Regions from separate parts of the Mus musculus genome. Here region 2 is linked to region 1. Evidence: chromatin loops called from intact Hi-C (ENCODE). Cell type or tissue: heart. All regions are shown on one strand.

Evidence for each region. Hi-C counts contacts between places; a loop is a spot of excess contacts. Peaks named below come from ENCODE experiments on the same cell type or tissue, not always from the same donor. Only the 100,000 strongest peaks of a DNase experiment are listed, where the experiment ranks them.
Region 2: it touches region 1 in a loop (3-fold over the local background); 4 of 42 quality-filtered maps call a loop at or near these places.

Annotation. Positions count from the first base shown.
Region 1 is chr2:122,190,949-122,198,948 of GRCm38, forward strand. It overlaps Terb2 (telomere repeat binding bouquet formation protein 2), which reads left to right. Exons shown (of 7, transcript NM_028914.1): 5 at 2,284-2,357; 6 at 7,438-7,526. Among named protein-coding and RNA genes, the nearest start is that of Terb2, 8.7 kb to the left of the region's middle. In heart, a CTCF peak has its summit at 3,901 (motif pointing right); no DNase peak of the experiment used is centred here.
Region 2 is chr2:122,463,570-122,471,569 of GRCm38, forward strand. It overlaps the pseudogene Bambi-ps1. Among named protein-coding and RNA genes, the nearest start is that of Slc28a2b, 17 kb to the right of the region's middle. In heart, CTCF peaks have their summits at 4,364 (motif pointing left) and 4,563; a DNase peak (open chromatin) is centred at 4,272; H3K4me3 peaks cover 1,347 bases; H3K27ac peaks cover 1,038 bases.

The DNA of each region.
Region 1 (8,000 bases):
GCATAGAAACCAGACATGGCAGCATATGCTTGCAATCCTAGCATTTGGGAGGTAGGGGCAGGAGGATTAGATGTCCAAGAAAGCCTATCGCTGATACTGGAATGACCACGCAGTGTGCTTCGTCTGTTGTGAGATAATAAGTACCCAATATTACCTATGTTACATTCTTATTTAAGTATGCTAATCAAGATCCAATCATGACTTAATCGCGTGAATCCAGGAAGTGACTTACCACAAGGGCAAGAGGATGGTTCTAAATGGAGACACAGCAACCAGATGTGACTTATAAATCTTGATCAGTCCAGGCATGGTGGCACATGCACTGTCCAGCACTTGGGAGGCCAAAGCAGGCCGATCTCTGTGAGTTCAAGGACAGCCTTGAATATATATGAAGTATTTTGCCAAGCATGGTAGCAAAGGCCTTTAATTCCAGCACCTGGGAGGCAGAGACAAACAGGGTGGACTGAAAGTTCAAGTCCACCCTGATCTACATAACTGGGGAAATTGATATGAGATAATAATGATTTGTTACATTTTCTTAAGTATGCTAGTAGTATTATAAAGATAAAAGAATATATATTTGAGAAAATTCATACAAGACCTTAAGGAAGAGAAGTGTTATATTTTTAAATGGTCTCACAAAACTGAAAAGAACACACTCAAGGTAGCAAATGCTGAGTGTAACGTATATAGTATTTTTGTACTATTTTATTTTTAAACTTCTCAGTATGTTAATTTTTCTAGACTGAAACATAGAGAGAAATCTATATTCCCACAGCCAGGCAATTAATTTATATATTCCATCTTACCTTCATTAATTAAAACTTGCTGGGCGTGGTGGTGCATGCCTTTAATCCCAGCACTTGGGAGGCAGAGGTGAGTGGATTTCTGAGTTCGAGGCCAGCCTGGTCTACAAAGTGAGTTCCAAGACAGCCAGGGGAACAGAGAAACCCTGTCTCGAAAAAAGAAAAAGAAAACAAAACTTCTTTGCATGTGCGTATGTTTGCACAGGCCACAGTACACATGTGGCCATCAGAAGACAACCTGGGGAAGTTGGTCTTCTCCTTCCCCCTGTGGGCTCCTGAACTCGACTCAGCTTATCAGGATTGGCAGCAAGCACTCTTAATTGCTGAGCTGTCTCACTGGCCCACTAATCTGTTTTTATTTCCCAGAGTGTCATCATTTAAAAGAATAGTCTCTTCAGGATCTTTGGCATGAAGATGATAAGTTATGAAAATATCTATTCTCTTATCTGTCAGTGTTTCTACATAAGTGATGATGGATTTTTTAAAAATTATTTGTCAAATTATTCAGTATACTAGTACTGTTGTACTTAAAGGAGCCTAAAGGTCATTTAATTTTGTAAATAAAAATGCTGACATGAACATAAGATTAAAAAAAAAACTTAGGGCCGGGCGTGGTGGCGCACGCCTTTAGTCCCAGCACTCGGGAGGCAGAGGCAGGCGGATTTCTGAGTTCGAGGCCAGCCTGGTCTACAAAGTGAGTTCCAGGACAGCCAGGGCTATACAGAGAAACCCTGTCTCAAAAAACCAAAAAAAAAAAAAAAAAAAAAACTTAGTTCATGTAACTAGATATTAGTACCATGGAACCAAATTTTCTTAGCCTCAACCTAATCTAATGTCTTTTCTTCTTCTTTTTTTTTTTTTTTTTTTCGATACAGGGTTTCTCTGTATAGCCCTGGCTGTCCTGGAACTCACTTTGTAGACCAGACTGGCCTCGAACTCAGAAATCTGCCTGCCTCTGCCTCCTGAGTGCTGGGACTAAAGGCGTGCGCCACCACACCCGGCTTCTAATGTCTTTTCTATTAAAAAGTTAGTATGAGATCAGAGGGATAGCTTAGAGGTGACCACTTCCTGCTCTTTGAGAGGTCCAGAGTTCAGTTTACTACTGAACTCCCAGAACCTATATCAGGTGCCTCACAACTGCTTGCAACTCGAGCTTGGGGGATTCAAATGAGCATTTCTGGCCTCTGAGGCATTTCTTGCACACATGTGACATGATTTACACAGACACACAGGCAGACAGGTAAATGAAAGTATTATTATAACATTCCCTGCTTTTTTGTTTTGTTTGTCTGTTTTTTTTGAGACAGGTTTTCCTGTGTAGCCCTGGCTGTCCTGGAACTCACTCTGTAGACCAGGCTGGCCTCAAACTGAGAAATCTACCTGCCTCTGCCTTCCAAGTGCTGGGATTAAAGGCGTGTGCCACCACTGCCCGGTTAGTTGCTAAATTTTAAGCTGTGATTTCTTTTGCAATTTACAGCATGACAGAATGGCATCAAGTGATAAGGAGAACATTAGACCAACACCAGAACACAAACAAGAACTGTCCAAAAGGTATTGGTTACTATGTGTCATGGCTGTTCAAAGTGAATATAGAAACGTTGAGTTTGACTGTGTGTTTATCTTACTTTCACAGTTCCTCTGAGATTAACATGATCATCATCACTGTTCTTATGTATAGACAAAGAGATCTAAGATTAAAAGGATTAATTTGTTCAAAGTTATAGAAATTTTTACAAAAAAGAGAAGAAGTGAGTCTTGAGTGATGGCTCGCTGGTTAGGAGATCTTGTTGCTCTTTCAGAGGCCCTGGGTTTGGTTCCCGAACCCACATGGTGGCTCAATCATCAGTTATTCCAGTTTCAGGGGATCCGGCACCCTCTTCTGACCTCCGAGAGTTCCAGGCACACATGTGGTGTGCATATATGCATACAGGGAAAGTACTCATGCACATAAAATAAAAATAATCATTAAAAAGAAGGTGATGATGAAATATTGATGAGTCACGGAATGCCATACAGCTTCTGGCCTCCACACACATGCTCACACATGTTTACACACAGAGAAAACCGCAAACACACATACATGACAACATGCCAAGCAAGGTACATTTTAGCTGAAATCTTGGCATTAGAGGGATTTAAATGAGCACCAAGCTAGCCTAGGCTACTTAGGCTACAGAGGAAGATGCTGTTGAGGTTTTTTTGTTTGTTTGTTTTTTGTTTTTTTTTTTAACTAGATATTTTCTTCATTTACATTTCAAATGCTTTCCCTTTTCCTAGTTTCCTCTCCGAAAGTCCCCTATACCCTCCCCCTACTCTGCTCCCCAACCCACCCACTCCTGCTTCCTGGCCCTGGCATTCCACTGTACTGGGGCATATAATCTTCACAAGACCAAGGGCCTCTCCTCCCATTGATGGCCGACTAGGCCATCCTCTACTACATATGCAACTAGAGAGAGTTTTTTTTTTAACAAACAAACAAATAAACAAACAAAACCCAAAGTTTAATTATGTAAATATACCCTAAGATTCTGCTTTTTACTTTTCAATTTTCTTTTTTTTAATTAAGAAATTCATAGTACATATTAAGTATTTTTTAAATCATATCTACCTGACTTCCCTTCCCTTAATCCCCCTCCCAATTTCATGTATTCTCTCTCTGTAAAGTCTTGGCTGTCCTGGAACTTACTGTGTAGACCAGGGTGGCTTCAGACTGACAGTCTCCCCCTGCCTCTGCCTGCTCACACTGGGATTACAGTGCACCACTGCATCTGGTGCTTCTCCCTCCTTTTAAAATCCTGCTGTGTCTGTTTAGTGCACATGGGTATAGGACCATCTACTGGAGCACTGGCAGCATTTCAGGGGCTGCATCCCTGAGCAAATCCTCCCTCTTATGCAGGTATCTATGACAACAGCTTCTCAGCTAGGGCTGGACCTTCATGAGCCCCTCCCTGCTCATCTTGGATTTTGGCTGGCTTGATTTTGTGATAGTCCTATGCATGTGGTGATAGCCACTGTGAGTTCATGTGTTCCGATGCCCTACCCTGTTCTGCTGCAGACCTCCACTACTTCTGTAGAGCCTTTTCTTTATGGAACCACCAGATGGTGCAATATGAACATAAATAGAATACATCCTGAAATATCTGCATGAAGCACTACTTACTGACAGTAAACACATTATTATTGAACATTTGCAAAGCACAAGGCATTTGTGAGACAAGCAGTTCACAATATTTCTTTTCCTGTTTTCTTTTGTTTTTTTTGAGACAGGGTTTTTCTATGTAACAGAGCCCTGACTGTCCTGGACTTCCTTTAGAGACCAGGTTGGCCTCAAACTCACAGAGGTCCACCTGCCTCTGTCTCCCAAGTGCTGGGATTAAAGACATGTGCCACTGTGCCTGCTGGTTCACAATATTTCATTTGATTCTCACAGCTTGTATATGCAATGAGCCCCGTTCATTTTACAATTGAGAATATAAATCTCGAGAGCTAAATAATTCATTCAGTTTTATTCAGAAAGAACAGCTGAATTTGAAGCCATATCTAGATCTGAAGTCCAAAGCTGAATTTGAAGCCATATCTAGATCTGAAGTCCAAACTCTCAACCACTGTGCTATTTTCCTCTTCCCAGAAGGTCCTCAAATTTTAAAGTCACATATACTTTAAAATTTTATGTTTTTAAATTGTCTTAATATAAGTGTAACAGGCTGAGGATGTAGCTCAGTTGTTAGAGTGACTATCGAGTGTGCGTGGGATTTGGGTCTTATCCCTAGCACTACGTAAACCAGGCATACAGTGCATGCCTGTGATCATAGCAGCCTGGCGGTGAAGGCAGGATTAAAAGGCCAAGGTCATCCTCAGTTATAAAGCTAGTTTGAGGCCAACCTGGGTTTTATGAGACCCTATTTCAAAAATGCCAAAAATTAAAAAAAAATGTAAATCATTTAATTCACAAAAATAAGAAATATAAAAAAGAATAAAGGATATTTAAATTAGAAACAATTCTACTCACTAGCCTGTGTCTCTCCTGTCTTACAATAAGACACAGAGTTTGTAGAGCTGAGGTCATCTTGAAGTCTTTCAGCTTTGCATTTAATGTTCTATCAATAATTTCCCATAAGATTGAAAACCTTATTTAATGTTGTACCTCAGTGTTAGGACTGACTGTTAGAAACCAAAGCTATAAATTCAGAAAAGGAGTAAACTGGAAATCGCCCTGCATCAGTGAGCTTTCTTAGGAAGGAGAGTCTTACAACCATGATGGGGCGTGGTCAGCTTGAGTGGGAAAGCATTATGAGGGACAGCATCCCACCAGAGGCAGCATGAGGGACTTGAGGTAGGAGAGCAATGGAGGCGGTTAGAGCTTGTTATCAGAGACAACATAGCAGGACCTTAAAGGACAAGATGATTTCCTTTAAACCTGGGAGGAGCTTCATGTTGTCGCCAACTGTGACAGAGAATGAAGGAGAGACAGAGAAAGAATCAGAAATCCTTTGCTTGAAGGTGTGGGGAGCCATAGCTTGGAGCCAGTTTCGGTTTTACTTGTTAGGGTAAAGGGGAGCAGCCTGGCTTGTGTCATGGTGCAGAGCTTGTCAGCTCTTTACCTCAGAGGACAGATGGTGGTGGTGGGGTGTGCTCTGATTTCTTCTAAGCTGCTATTTGGTCTTAAATATGCAGGCAGGCCCATGATCTAAGGCAAACCTTATTTCTTTTTTTTTTTTCATTTTTATTAGGTATTTAGCTCATTTACATTTCCAATGCTATACCAAAAGTCCCCCATACCCACTCACCCCCACCCCCCTACCCACCCACTCCCCCTTTTTGGCCCTGGCGTTCCCCTGTACTGGGGCATATAAAGTTTGCAAGTCCAATGGGCCTCTCTTTGCAGTGATGGCCGACTAGGCCATCTTCTGATACATATGCAGCTAGAGACACGAGCTCCCGGGTACTGCTTAGTTCATAATGTTGTTCCACCTATAGGGTTGCAGTTCCCATAGTTCCTTGGGTGCTTTCTCTAGTTCCTCCATTGGGGGCCCTGTGGTCCATTCAATAGCTGACTGTGAGCATCCACTTCTGTGTTTGCTAGGCCCTGGCATAGTCTCACAAGAGACAGCTATATCTGGGTCCTTTCAGCAAAATCTTGCTAGTGTATGCAATGGTGCCAGCGTTTGGAAGCTAATCATGGGATGGATCTCTGGATATGGCAATCACTAGATGGTCCATCCTTTCGTCACACTTCCAAATTTTGTCTCTGTAACTCCTTCCATGGGTGTTTCGTTTCCTATTCTAAGAAGGGGCAAAGTGTCCACACTTTGGTCTTTGTTCTCTTGAGTTTAATGTGTTTAGCAAATTGTATCTTATATTTTGGGTATCCTAAGTTTCTGGGCTAATATCCACTTATCAGTGAGTACATATTGTGAGAGTTCCTTTGTGATTGGGTTACCTCACTCAGGATGATACCCTCCAGGTCCATCCATTTGCCTAGGAATTTCATAAATTCATTCTTTTTAATAGCTGAGTAGTACTCCATTGTGTAGATGTACCACATTTTCTGTATCCATTCCTCTGTTGAGGGGCATCTGGGTTCTTTCCAGCTTCTGGCTATTATAAATAAGGCTGCTATGAACATAGTGGAGCATGTGTCCTTCTTACCGGTTGGGGCATCTTCTGGATATATGCCCAGAAGAGGTATTGCTGGATCTTCCAGTAGTACTATGTCCAATTTTCTGAGGAACCGCCAGACTGATTTCCAGAGTGGTTGTTCAAGCTTGCAATCACAAACCTTATTTCTTTAAGTCAGGAGTTACTTCAAAATTTCATTGTACTTCATGGTATCCCCCACCTTGGTTTGTTTTTTTGTTTTTTTTAATTTGTTATGCTGACGTATGGAGTATTGTGCTAGTTAATAGTCTCAATAATTTGAGTATTGAGTATTGAAGAGCGTAAGTCCTGTGACCATTTATAGAGTCGATTGTGCTTTTCTTTGGCATATGTAAGATGGTATGTGTGTATACATATATGTATTCGTTATGTATGTATATAATAAATTATTTTACATTTTTTACAATGTTGGGATTAAACTCAGACTCATGAATGCTAGGCAAAAGCCCTACCACTCAAACGTATTCCTAGCCCTATTATAGATTATTATTGTGCTTTGGGGATTTTTGAGGTGACCCAGGCCTCTGTATATTCAATAATTGTTTAACTTGTGAAGTAGCTAAGAAAACCAGAAATAGGGGCTAGAAAGATGGCTCAACGGTTAAGAGTGCTGACTGCTCTTCTGAAGGTCCTGAGTTCAAACCCCAGCAACCACATGGTAGCTCACAACCACCTGTAATGAGATTTGACGCCCTCTTCTGGTGTGTCTGAAGACAGCAACAATGTACTCACATATAATAAACAAATAAATCTTAAAAAGAAAAAGAAAACCAGTAATAGCTGTATGTGCCCTAGACTTTCTTAGTTTCACAAAAGAAAGCTCACGATTAACATTTTTTTTACGATGTAAGAATAAGACCTGATTAAAGAAGTATTAAACTATTGAATACACCATCTGGCATTGGTTCTCATTTGTACTATAAATTTAAAAATCAAATATCAATGTGACTTTCTGAATGCTTCCTTTTCATAGTGCAGAGCATCATCTCACAAGGACTCCGGTTATAGAGAAGCAGATGTGCTTCCCGCTCCATAGTTATCCAGTGAACAACATGGTGACAGGTAAAGTGAAGGAATGAGCAGAGTAACCTCAGCTAGGGAGCGAGCAAGGGGACTGGGTAGAACAGAGCTTAACTAAGCAGAGCCTCTTCTCGTTCACGGTGATAGAAGAAGTGTCATTCATCTGCTCAGACAGTGCACTGCAGAATGGACCAAGCTTGGGCTTCGTGGTTTCTGTGCCCACTCAGGGGTCTCTAGGTAGGAGGGAGGCTTGTTCCTGCTTGCGCGAGACAGTTGCCATTTATTTCTGACATTCACGCATGAGTTCTTCTGGCTTAGTGTTTGTAGTACCAGAGGTTGAACCTGGGGCCTCGTACATGCCTAGAATCAGGCTCTCCATGGAGTCAGAGACAGCTGGGTCCTTTCTGTGACTAGTCATCAGCCACATAACGGGAAGCCCCCCCTCTCCTCTGAGACCTCGAGGAAGGGACCTCCCTAGCTAGAGCTTGGACTCTGCTCAGAGCCCCCGAGGGTCAC
Region 2 (8,000 bases), 270 kb after region 1:
AAGTAATAGGGTAGGGGCTAGCAACATGGCTCAGTGTGTATCAGTGCTCGTTACATTTTTTTTTTTTTTTTTTGGTTTTTCGAGACAGGGTTTCTCTGTATAGCCCTGGCTATCCTGGAACTCACTTTGTAGACCAGGCTGGCCTCGAACTCAGAAATCCACCTGCCTCTGCCTCCCGAGTGCTGGGATTAAAGGCGTGCGCCACCACGCCCGGCAATAAGTTTTTTGTTTTTTGTTTTATTATATGTAAGTACACTGTAGCTGTCCTCAGACACTCCAGAAGAGGGAGTCAGATCTCGTTATGGATGGTTGTGAGCCACCATGTGGTTGCTGGGATTTGAACTCCTGACCTTCGGAAGAGCAGTCGGGTGCTCTTACCCACTGAGCCATCTCACCAGCCCAATTTTTTTTTAAGAGTAAATTTTTGTCTCTATCTCAAGGTTGGCCTCTGTGGCAGTCATTGCCAGATTAGCCATGACTGTAAGAATTTTCCCCACGTGTTTGGAGAACGAAACAAAACAAAATACAGCAAAATGTAAAACAAGTTAAAACAAGTTAAGTTTGCCTATTCATGTCAGATAGTCTATGGATGAATAGGTGGTGTTCAAAACCCTCAGAGACCTACGGAAGATGTCATTAAAGGATGTTTTATTATTTTAAGGATTTTTGGGTATGAGACATGTCACCTCCATACATCACCTCCACTTCTACCTCAGAGAAGATGATGAACATCAGAGACTCCTTATGTTTGCTTCAAATCGGGCAGGCTGCCAGGAGGCAAAATTGTTCCTTGATTCAACCACTGACAAAATGCTGTCCACCATGGACAAACATGGACAAAAAATGGACAAAATGAAGGAAATATCCTTCATTCAATGAGGAATTCAAATCTGAGTCATGTTGCCATGGAAAGCTAATCTTTGCCTTGTGTTTATGAAGTACTCAGCTCCGTAGACATGTTTACCTCTCTTGAGGGAACAGCAGCTCCTGACAAGAAGAAATAGGATTTCAGCCAAAATCTCAGGTCTCTATGCTCATTAAAAAATGCTTCAGCTGGACATGGTGGCACACGCCTTTAATCCCAGCACTCGGGAGGCAGAGGCAGAGGCAGGCAGATTTCTGAGTTCGAAGCCAGCTTGGTCTACAAAGTGAGTTCCAGGACAGCCAGGGCTACACAGAGAAACCCTGTCTCAAAAAAACCAAAAAAAAAAAAAAAAAAAAAAAAAAAAAAAAAAAAAAAAAAAAAAAAAAAAAAACCAAAACACACACACAAAAAAACCAAACCAAAAAACAAAACAAAACAAAACAAAACAAAAAAAAGAGTAGATTCAATAATCTACCTCTTTCCCCTATTATTTCTATATTATTCCTATCTCTTCCTTTCTTTCTCTTCAACCCTTTTTTCCCTCCATAAGAAAGAAGTGATAGAGAAAAGAAAAGGAAACAGAGAAGTCCCTGAGTCTAATTTTCTATACCTTGTTTTCTCCTTAATCAAGACCATTGGATAACTTGCAGCCAACCCCCGTAAATAACAATAACCATCCATAACCCATTGAATGAACATAAAACCATCTACCCCACCTTTTGTGAAATGGGCTGTCATTCTTTTAAGACTGCTTCCTATTGATTTTGGATATAGTTTTTCCTTTTTGGGGCCCCAGAAAAAATTGGTTCTTTTGCTCTGAAAACACATCAACTCTCACAAGTAATATATGTTTTTCCATTAACATATGTATTGAATGTCTAGTGTGCACAGACCAGTTAAAGGTGATTCTTTGTTCTTTGTTTGAGCAAGTAAAAGACATCTGACTTCCTTAAGTTAGTTTGGATTGTATAAGTGAACTATAATATAAATCTCCATCCAAACCATGTGAAAGGATGGCATGTAATAATATGTTAGGAGGACTTTGTAGCCAATAATATTTATTAGCTATTGTCTTAGGGTTTTTACTGCTGTGAACAGACATCATGAGCAAAGCAACTCTTATAAACACAATATTTAATTGTGGCTGGCTTACAAGTTCAGAGGTTCAGTCCATTATCATCAAGGAGGGAGCATGGCAGCATCCAGGCAGGCATGGCACAGGAGGAGCTGAGAGTTCTACTTCTTCATCTGAAGGTTGCTAGGAGAAGACTGGCTTCTAGTCAGCTAGGAGGAGGGTTTTAAATCCTATGCCCACAGTGACACACTTTCTCCAAAAAGGCCACACCTTCTCCAACAGGGCCACACCTCCAAATAGTGACACTCCCTGGGCCAAGCACATTCAAACCACTATAGCTAAATATAGATTTTTAAGTCTCAGCCAGTCTCAGAGATGTAGAAGCAACAAGGTACATATTATCTGCCTTGTTGATCTTGTTAATTTCTTTCTTCCTGTCTATAGTCAAGATCTTCAGGAGTCTCTCCCTGTCATATCAGATTTTTATCAATTTGGATCAAATCCACAGGTTTTTTTTTTTCTGTAGAAACATATATAAAGCCTTTCCCCTAGCTAATAATTTCCTTCCCTGTATTCAGATATAATGACATTCTTAGTATATACAGGCCGATTAAGCTCAGCAGGCTTTTCCATAGTACAATGTTTCTTAGCAGCTGTTGTTTTTTGTTCATTAGCATCAAGACATTTAAAGTCAATAATGCACTGTGTAATCTATCTGTATGTACTCTGGGAATCTTTGTTACCCATTTCTGTTTGTTAAGAATCTCTTTTAAAGTACAATTGGATCTCTCTATAACTGCTTGTCCTGTAAAAAACTGAGGTACACCCATAGTTAGCTTTATATTATAATATGCAAAAGTTGTTCCATTTTTCCAGAGACATATGCTATCGCATTGTCAGTCATGATTTGTATAGATATCTCCATAATTGCTATAGATGTTAATAAATTATAATGGCAGAATCAGTCTTTTCAGAACACAAAGCAGTTGCTCATTAAAATACTGAATATGTGTCTATAGTATGATAAACATATTACAGTTTACCAAACTCTATAAAATGAAACACATCCAATTGCCAATTTTCATTTCTTTTTTTATTAGATATTTTCTTCATTTACATTTCAAATGCTATCCCGAAAGTCCCCTCTACCATCCCCCCCTCCTGCTCCCCAACCCATCCACTAATGCTTCTTGGCCCTGGCATTCCCCTGTACTGGGGCATATGATCTTCGCAGGACCAAGGGCCTCTCCTCTCATTGATAGCCAACTAGGCCATCCTCTGCTACATATGCAACTAGAGACACAGTTCTGGGGGGTACTGGTTATTTCATATTGTTGTTCCTCCTTGGGTACTTTCTCTAGTTGATTACACTGGTGATCTCTTCAAATTTAAGCTTTGTATCTCAGATCTAGGAAAGCCACCGCGGTGAAAGCTGTAGTGCAAACAGGACAGCATCTGCTGCCACCGATCCTGCAGTCTCTTGTTCTTACTTTGAAGCACTCGCAAGGCCAACAAAACAGTAAGGCAGCAGCACAAGATCAGTCCGCCAGCGATCACAGCTGCGCCAAACCACAGTTCTTTGAAGGAAGTCAGCTCCTGCATCCTAGTGATGAGTTTTCTGCTGCTGTCATGCTGATACTGGTTTCCTTGTCCTGAGGCTTCGCTCTTGGGAGGAGAGAGGACTTCATGCAGTCCTCGGGAATTGCACATGTTTTCGTGACAGCATTCCAAAGTGGGCATGGCAGGGCCAGAGTGGTTTAGGGCCTGCTTGTCTTCGCAGATGTCTGTGCTGTGCTTGCATGTAAGTCCAGACAGCTGTGGATGAGTGGGGAATTGGTGTCCTGAGGATCGAGATGTCTGGAGAAGCAAGCACTAAGCTCAGACTTACACATATAACCTGTTGCCACACAGCGAGCATCATCATAGTAGCATCTGATCTCTCCTGTGGTGAGCAGCACAGCCTTGGTGCAGAGCTCCAGCTGCAGCCAGATGAAGAAGGATCTGGAGTGATGTCCATTGATGTCTCGCGCTCCCTTCGATCCTGGAGCCAGGCGCGGCTTCACTATGACCTCCGGGCGCGCCGCACTTGAGCCCGGGCGCTGTCATTGTCGGGGCGAGGGCCTGAGCATTGAGCGGAACTAAGACTACCGAGGACCCATTCCGGGTCCCTCGCGCGCGCTCCCCGGCCGTCGTCCTCTTGCTCTGCCAGCCAGTGCAAAAGACAGGAACAGGAGAGGGGAATTGGAGCCGAGAGGGGTAAATAGCGCCAGGGCCCGGCTCTATGCCCCACCTCCACTCTCCGATTGGCCGACGCCTCTAGCCCTGGGGCCCAGCAGCAGGGGGCGGGGCCAGACGCGGGCTGAGACCGACCCGCTGACCCGCTCCCGCTGGCTCCTACCTGGGTTGGGCACTGTCGACTCCCCCTAGCGGACGCCTGCGCGAGCAGCCGCAGATGCGCCGCAGAGCCCAGCCCAGAGTTGTGTGACCCTCACTGCTCAGTCTCTGGTCAGCGGCCTCCAGCACGTGGCTTCGCTTTTGTCCCACCTGAAACCCCACCACCACCACCACCACCACGACGGACCAATGGGCTTGGGGTCTGCCCGCGCGCGTGGCCGATGAGAAGTAGGGTGCACATAGCCAAGAAGGGGCTGCTGGCTCTCTGCTGGCTCCCTAGGGCTCATCCAACCTGAGCCAGCTGCCTTGCGACCAGTATCCTCAACATTTTTTTTAATTAGGTATTTTCCTCGTTTACATTTTCAATGCAATCTCAAAAGTCCCCCCTCAACATTTTTTATGTTTAGATTTTATCACATTGAACTCCTCTTCTCTCTCTCTCTCTCTCTCTCTCTCTCTCTCTCTCTCTCTCTCTCTCTCTCTCTCTCTCTCTCTCTCTCTCTCTCTCTCTCTCTCTCTGTGTGTGTGTGTGTGTGTGTGTGTACATGCAGCACAGAGCACATTTTAAGGACAGAGAACAACCTGAAAGACTTCCATGTGCTTCCTACTGTTTGAACTCAGGTCATCTGTATGCTGGCAAATGCCTTTTCCACTGAAACATTTTCCCGCCCACCTGTATTTATCACGTAAAGAAATGTCTTTATTTTAAAATTTATATTTATATGTTGGCTTAAAAATTTAAAAGCCTAATTTAATAATGGTTTTTAAATGTTTTAACCTCCTCTGTAGCCCACCTCCATCTTAGGTAGTAGAGAAGAAATGTTATTAGTATATAGGGGAAGTGTACCTGTTTAGAAATCGTTCTTTGGAGCAAATCTAATGTGCTTTGTCAGGAAATCAGCAGTTTAGTTTGCAGGAATCAGAAGTGGCAGCTTGATCCACTTGCAAAATCCTTTACAAATATACTGGTAGTCTAGTTCAGTGGTGCTGGGTTAGTAAACGCAAATCGGCAGCAGTGACACAGCCTACTATAAACAGGACTCCACTGAATAGGCACGAGTCAGGAGAAGCAATTAGGACCGGCAGGGACAACAGGAAAAGTTCTTAGCACTCAACAAAGTGAAGATCAGCAAAGACAAAGACCCAAGACCAAGAAGTGTTGCAAAGCTAGCTATGCGAGCCCACCATCACTGTCTATTGAATCCTATATATACTCTCTCAAAATATCAAGTGTCTTCCCATGGGTCGTGCTTCACCACACGAGTCTGTCTTAGTAAAACCCTAAGTGAGTCTGTATCAGCTGACATCACTCTACCAATCAGTCCAAGTCCTCAGAAGTGGCAAGAAGCCTCCAGAACCTCATGAGAAGTTCTTTGGCAAGTTTTTTCCTATGCATTACCACAAATGGAACTCAGCGACACAACGTAAGGCAAACGAATACAAGTGTGTCCTTAGTGAAAAATCTTTTATCACTTGTCTTTTCATGTATTTGCTTTAGCAAAACATCCTTTCACCTGTGTCTGCCTTAGCAAAAACATTCATGTGTCTGCCTTAGCAAAACATCCTTTCACCTGTGTCTACTTCAGAAAAACATCCTTGGACATAACTGACTTTACAAAACCCCAAAAGTTTCCACTCCCTATGTGGGTATGTCTGTGTGAGTATGCCCATGTGTGGTGAGGGGGAGGATTTCAGATCCACTGGAGCTGGGGTTACAGGTGAGTGTAAGCACATTGATGTGGATGCTAAGGACTGGATTCTGATCTTCAAGAGCAGAAAGTACTCTTAGTCACTGAGCCATCTCTCTAGACCCCTGTTTTACATTTAGTATATCAGACATTAAGTGTTGTAAATGTATTGTATCATATTCAGGGTATGTGACACCAAGACACTAAATGTTCCCTAAGCAACTTTGCCACATATTATGGAAGAAAAGAAATAATGTGCTTATGGTTTTATGTGAGACAGTTATATCATGCTAGGCAGAATTATGACTTTGCTATTGTTCTCATTTGGGAATTAAGCATGACATAAAGACAGGTGAGTGGGTATCAATTTGACAAGGGGCAGGTTTCTAACGGTTAATATTGGGTGTCAACTTGATTGGATATGGAATCAACATTTTTTTTTAAAGGCAAGAAGCTAGGCACACCTGTGAGGAATTTTCTTGTCTGGATTATTTGAAGAGGGAAGACACATTTTTAATGTTGACATCCCCTTCTAGTGGCATCCCAGATATAAGGAAGCAGGAAGAAGGGCGCTGGGAAGACTGTTCAGTGGTCAAGAGTACTGCCTGTCTTCCAAATGACCTAAGTTCTGTTCCCAGATCCCACATCACTGCTCACAACCATTTATAATTCCAGTTCCAGAGGGATCTGACACCGGTGGCTTTTGTGGGAACCAGACACATACACATCTTTTAGTGAGGCTTTTTTTTTTTTTTTTTTTTTTTTTGGTTTTTTGAGACAGGGTTTCTCTGTGTAGCCCTGGCTGTCCTGGAACTCACTTTGTAGACCAGGCTGGCCTCGAACTCAGAAATCCGCCTGCCTCTGCCTCCCGAGTGCTGGGATTAAAGGCGTGCGCCACCACGCCCAGCCCTTTAGTGAGTTTTATTTCCAAGTAGTGGTTACTATGTTTTCCAGTTTGATGGGGAGAAGGTTTGTGTAATCTAAGTCCAATGGGCAGTCCTTGGTTCATAGCCCCAAAGTTAATTTTATGATTCATAGTCATATGCATCTGACCCAACTTCCCATCTCAACTGATCAGGGAGAAGAAAGTTTGTGCCACCATTTGAGGACTCAGAAGATGCAAGGTAATGGTTCCCATCACATCTCCTACAGGCCTGTGCAAAAGACACAGACAACATAGAGGAAGACCGCTGTTTACCACAAACTTAATTAAGCATGGCCTTTAATTGCCACTGCTGTACCAGATGTGGCTTCTTTTTCTCAGTAGAAAAGCATAATCCTGGCACTGGGTATGAAAACATTGACCTAGCAAGTGCTTTTTTTTTTCTTGGTACTTTTTTACTTCAAGGGTTTGTAGTGGCTGGTTTTGAGCGTCAACTTGACACAGGCTGGAGTTATCATGGAGAAAGGAGCTTCAGTTGGGGAAGTGCCTCCACGAGATCCAGCTGTGGGGCATTTTCTCAATTATTGATCAAGGTGGGAGGCCTTGTGGGTGGTACCATTTCTGGGCTGGTAGTCTTGGTTCTATAAGAGAGCAGGCTGAGCAAGCCAGGAAAAGCAAGCCAGTAACATCCCTCATGGCTTCTGCATCAGCTCCTGAGTCCTGACCTGCTTGAGTTCCAGTCCTGCCTTTCTTTGGTGATGAACAGCAGTGTGGAAGTATAAACTGAATAAATCCTTTCTTCCCCAATTTGCTTCCTGGTCAACTTGTTTGTGCAGGAATAGAAACCCTAAGACAGGGTTCACTAAATCTCTAGGCTACTAATGTCCTTAGTTTGCAATAATCTTGATCACTAGTATTTTCCACAGTGCTCACAGTGGTCCATTTTATTGAAGATATTAGAACTATTGGACCAAGAGAGCAGGGAGTAGACCTCACTTTGGACTTCTTGATAAAGTAAATGTCTACCAGATGATGGGAAAGAACATGGAAAAAAATGCAAGGATTTTTTACATCAGTGAAATTTCTTGGAGCCCA